Regions from separate parts of the Homo sapiens genome. Here region 2 is linked to region 1. A link is a contact called in ENCODE POLR2A ChIA-PET data. All regions are on one chromosome and are shown on one strand. The core of a region is the stretch at or near the end of the contact, and the rest is flanking DNA. Distances in the headings are between cores, read along the strand shown.

What was found. ChIA-PET counts read pairs that join two places held with the same protein, here RNA polymerase II (POLR2A).
Region 2: POLR2A ChIA-PET joins it to region 1 with 28 read pairs in activated CD4-positive, alpha-beta T cell. The contact joins two enhancer-like sites. POLR2A ChIA-PET finds 5 or more read pairs at or near these places in 2 of 52 experiments (activated CD4-positive, alpha-beta T cell and activated T-cell).

What each region holds. Positions count from the first base shown.
Region 1 is chr2:38,090,967-38,093,692 of GRCh38, forward strand. No RefSeq gene overlaps it. Among named protein-coding and RNA genes, the nearest start is that of CYP1B1, 16 kb to the left of the region's middle. Within about 2 kb of position 1,350, at least 11 of the 41 ENCODE cell types and tissues checked have a DNase peak (open chromatin) inside an H3K27ac peak, as active enhancers do.
Region 2 is chr2:38,652,411-38,655,136 of GRCh38, forward strand. No RefSeq gene overlaps it. Among named protein-coding and RNA genes, the nearest start is that of GALM, 12 kb to the right of the region's middle. RefSeq lists a cis regulatory region at 1,733-2,406. Within about 2 kb of position 1,346, at least 3 of the 41 ENCODE cell types and tissues checked have a DNase peak (open chromatin) inside an H3K27ac peak, as active enhancers do.

The sequences.
Region 1 (2,726 bases), core at 100-2,599:
AGCTGATAAAACATTAGACGGGGGTGATTCCGGACCTCCACATCCCTATGGAACACATCACAGAAGCCAGGATTGGAGAGCCAACTCCACACACCTCCATATCCCCTCTTAGATGAATGGCAATTCTTTACAGGCCGTGGGCGCAGGCCCAAATGCCTTCTGGGCTTGTCTAATCCTCCAGAGGATATCAAAGGCAATACAGCCAGCATACCCAATCATTAGGAGTTTGGCTTCTGGGACCGGGCACTCTTGGGTGTGAGCACCAGCTCTCTTATTTATAAGCTGTAACCTTGGCCATGTTATTTAACCCTTCTGAGCCTGACTTTCCTCACTTGTACAAGACAGGTAATATACCAACCACAGAGGGTGGTTTTGAGGATTAAATGAGATATTGATTGTAAGAAAACAAATAGCATAGTTGATGGCAGAGTGAGCACCCAATAACAGTTAGCCATTATCATTATTACTACTACTTACTAAGTCCTTACTTCTGTCCAGTAAAATCCAAGACATGGCAAGGACTTGAACCTCGCAGGAATAAAAACATGGCCCACTTGGTTCAGCGTGACAGCTCTCAGGGTGGCGTGCCGTTACCCACCTGCAAATTCCTAACAGCCCAAAGTGGCACCAGTCACTTCCTCCTTGCGTTTCTCAGGCAGCACATTGAGTGGCTGCTAGCATCACTCCAGAGCCAGACTGAATCTGAATCTGGCTCTCCTACTTACACCGGAGTGACTTCCATGCTAGAAATCGCTTCTCTGGGTCCAGCTTACACTTAAGTGAATGGAGATGTAAAATGGAGACGATACCAGTACCGATTATGCAGAGTTGTGGTGAGGACTGAATGAACTAATACATGTAAAGCTTTTAGAAGGGTGCCTGGCATGTGGTGGGTGCTCAGGCATCATTAGCTGTTATCATTATTCTGTGGGAGGCCATTTGCCGCTGCCTTAAGAAGGCTGATCTCACAGAAACATCTGCTGTTGGCAGAAGAGCTCAGCACCAATAGCCAATTTGTGTTTCCCTCCAACTCCCAGATGGCAGCTCTGCAGCACTTTCTCCTCATCTAATTTCTCCTCACCCAGACGCGCTCCACATCAGGACCCTTAGGTAGTACAGAGACAGTTCTTTAGGCAGGGGGATGCCATGTTCCCAAAAGAGCCTGATGAGGCCATAGTAGGCCTCTTCCACCAAGCTATGCTTTCGGTCAGTCCCTCTGTGACTGTTACGGATGCTTTGTAGCCCTGTGGCAATGAGGCTCCAGGACAACACTCATGCAATTCCCTGCTGAGGAGAGTTCAGAAAACTCCATGCTGTGCAGTGCAATTGGGAGGAAACTCAAGGGAGTGCTGTCGTGGGACCTCCCGGTGGTGATTTGTACAAATGACGCAACGCTATCCAGCTTCCCAGAAAACACCGCCTTTTTTTCTTACATTACAGCTCTGAGTCAAAGTGTACTGTGGCCTCAGACCTGGGGCATACAGCCCATTTGACAGCCACAATGAGGGAAACAGCCTACTTCTGGAGCCTGTACCAGAAGGCAGAACGGGAGACTCCCAGCTCTCCCTTACTAAAGGCCAGGGAGGAAATTGTCTCGAATGCTCTCCAGTCCAAAATGGAAAGTTAGATTCAATGGTCTGTACTCTTGGGCTGACTAACCTCCGTTTTTCCTTTTCCCATTGTGCTGAGTCAGCCACGGGGGGTGGGTTGTGCATTTTAAGGGTTTGAATGCAGAAGGAAGGAAGGCTTCCCAGTTTCTGAGCCTTGAGAAGGTGGCACTGTGGCCTCCAACCAGCAGCCATGCCCCCAGGCACCTCATTCTCCTACACTATTTCAGGGACTTTCTGGTGCAATAAGGATGTGACTGAGCCCTGAGCCCCCAGGTTACCAGCCACACCCCAGTGGAATCCCGGGAGCTACGGGGTAAAATGGAATCCTCTTCCACAGCAAGTGCACAGAAGGCACTCAGGGCTGGTGGGAACCTCCATTTCTGCCCTCATTTACTCTGGACTCTGAACCTAATACCTGAGGCTTCCTGCAGCAAATCAGAGAGGTGAAGAGCAACTTACACGTATCTTTTTTTTTTTTTTTTTTTTTTTTGAGACAGGGTCTCTCTATGTTGCCCAGGCTGGTCTTGAACTCCTGGGTTCAAGGGATCCTCCTGCCTCAGCCTCCTGAGTAACACATATCACTCAACAAGGAATAAACACCACAACAATTTTGAGTACCACAGTCGGAGCACTGTGTCCTGCTAAATGTGAGGAGCATTCTCTCTGATGTTATCATCATAAGGCCAGGGCCTGTGGCTTAAGCTCCTCCGTTCCCTTAGAGTCTCCCACACCACACAACAAGTTTGGAGACAGAGAAAGTAGCTAATATTTCCCCCTAAGTGCCAGGCACTGTTTTCTATTTTTTACATTGACAGTTTCATTTATTTCTCCCAATCATCCTAAAAATATTGGTATATTTAGCCTGCTTTATATACAAAGGGATTAAGGCTCAGAGACAGTAAACTATTTGCCAAATGTCACAGAGGTTGCAAGTGAGAGGGGTCAGGATTTGAATTCAGGTCTGCAGGCACCAAAGCCCATCTATACCACACCAGTACACATTTGTTGACTCACTGCGTATCATCCTAAGTCTTACAGAAGCCCCACCCCTCTAACTACAGTAACTGTAGAGGTCTCTAGTACTGTTATGCCTATTAGGGACCTGGGCCACCCCAC
Region 2 (2,726 bases), core at 96-2,595, 560 kb after region 1:
GCCAGGTCCCTCCTTAGACTTACTGTTATTAAATACAATTTAGAGGAGGCCATTGGTTTGAACTGAGCTCCTGCACTAGGCCTGACAGACCAAACCAAAATAGTCACTCACACTGAAGCTCCACCCCACCAAGTTGAAAATAAATTGTTTATCTGACCTTCCCAGAAATTGAGAGTGAGATAATAGCCCAGTACCCAAGCTATTTGAGCTGATATGATAAGAAAATCTTCTCTACTTTAACCTTTACAAGGAAAGGAAATTTGAAACCACCAATCCACTTTTCATTTTCTGTTTCTGCTTCTCTCCCCACTTCTCGTTTCTAAAGCCAACCTCCTCTGCTCAGCTTATCGGAACACTCATCATATTTTATGGAATGAGGTATTGCTCGATTCTAGAACTGTAAATAAAAGCCAACTAAGATCTTTAAATTGGCCAGGTATAGTGGCTCACACCTGCAGCTCCAGCACTTTGGGAGGCTGAAGCAGGAAGATCACTTGAGCCCAGGAGTTCAAGACCAGCCTGGGCAAAACAGTGAGACTCCATCTCTATGAACAACCATTTTTTTGTTTTCTTTTTTTGAGACAGGCTTTCCCTCTGTTACCCAGGCTGAGTGCAGTGGTGCAATCACAGCTCACTGTAGCCTGGATCTCCTAGGCTCAAGTGATCCTCCTGTCTCAGCCTCCAGAGTAGCCAGGACTATAGGCATGCACCACTATGTCTGGCTAATTTTTTTTTTTTTTTTTTTTTAAGTAGAGACAAGGTCTTATGTTGCTCAGCTGGTCTCAAACTCCTGAGCTTAAGCGATCCTCTCACCTCGGCCTCCCAAAGTGCTGGGATTACAAGCGTAAGCCACCATGACTGGCCTACAAAATTTTTTTTAAGAATTAGCTGAGTGTGGTGGCATGAATCTGTAGTCTCAACTACTTGGGAGGCTAAGGTAGGAGGATCGCTTGAACCCAGGAGGTCAAGGCTACAGTGAGCTATGATGGTGTTACTGCACTCCAGCCTGAGCAACATAGACACTATCTCTAATATATATATAGTCTTGTCCCTTGGAATCGCCTGAGTTATAAGGGGTTTTTTTATATGCTAATGAGATGACTCAAGATTGAGGGGCCCTAGATAGCTTCAGGATGGAAGCTGGTTGCCAGAAAAACCAACCAAGAGATTTGAGGATGAGAACTGTCAGCCCCACTTCCCTAGCGGGTGAGGAGGGATTAAAGGTTGAGTTTCATTATCAAACACAAAGACTTGATTAATCTTGCCTAGGTAATGAAACCTCCACAAAAACCCCTAACCAATAGGTTCGGTGAGTTTCTGGGTTGGTAAACATATTGATGTGCTGGAAAGATGGGGCACAAGAGAGGGCACGGAAGCTCTGCGCCACCCCACCCCCATATCTTGCCCTGTGCATCTTTTTCATTTGGCTTCCCCTGAGTTTTAGCCTTTATAAGAAACCAGTGAGCACATGTAAGGTATTTTTCTGAGTTCTGTGAGTCATCCTAGTGAATTAGCAAACCTGAAAGGAGGTCATGGAAACCCTCACATTTGTAGTGGTCTGGGCAGAAGTGTGGGTAGCCTGGGCACCCTATTTGCAGCTGGTATCTGAAGACAGGGGCAGTCTTGTGAGACTGAGCCCTTTAACTTGTGGGATCTGACACTAACTCCAGATAGGCCATGTCAAAATTGAATTATGGGACACCCAATTGGTGTCATAGATTTGGTTGGTGTGATTGGGTGTCAGAGCTGGTGTCAGAAAAAAACACTGCCCAGGAGCTTGTCACATTTGCCCTCTCCTGACCTCGCCTGGCCCTTGCATAACCACACATCTTTATAGAATGTGGTTAAACTCAGAAGAAACTGCCAATTCCACTGCAATTCTCTCACCTAGATTCAATGTTAGCCTTTTGAAGAGACACAGAAGCGACGCTTACATTTCTCTGTTCAAGCCTGCCCAAGGCAGGGCTGGATTAGCCTGCGGGCCTCTGACCTTCTGACTACAGTCCACACTGCACCCAGTGGGCTGTTCCAACAGACCACGGAGCACAGGGCCTCTGCTCTAGAACAGGGCGGAACACACTTGCTGGCCATCTAATGGACTCACCGCCAGCCCTGACTGTGGAGGGACCCTGTCTTGTAAGCCTGGCCATATGGGGTCTGCCTGGCCACATGAGGTCTGCCAGAGCCGTCCTATCTGGCTAGATTCTTTGCTCTAGTTCCTCTCGGCTTTTTATCAGTAGTTCAGCTTTTCCTAGGGCCGCACAGTTGCTGAAATAAACTTACTCAGCCATTTCCACTTGCACGTGCCCCAGGAGCCCAGGAAAAGGCTCTGCTGAAAAGACTTCCCTCTTGCCCCGAGGTCACAGCCATACTTCTGTCCCAGTGTGTGGTTAAACGCCATCTCCCCTCCTTGCCTTTCCCTCTCTCTCTCTCCTTCTGGAGAAGCCACACAGTTTCATCAATCAATGCCACCTATCTTAGTCCGTTTGTACTGCTGTAACAAAACTACCTGAGACTGGATAATTTATCAACAGCAGAAATTGATTTCTCACAGTCCTGGACGCTGGGAAGTCGAAGATGAAGGTGCCGGAGGGCTTGGTGCCTGGTTAGGGCCAGGTCTCTCCTTCTAAGATGGTGCCTTGAAGGCTGTGTCCTCACGTAGTGGGAGGGAAGGAAGGGCAAAAGCATCTAAGCTGGTTCTCTCCAGCCTCTTATAAGCCACTAAT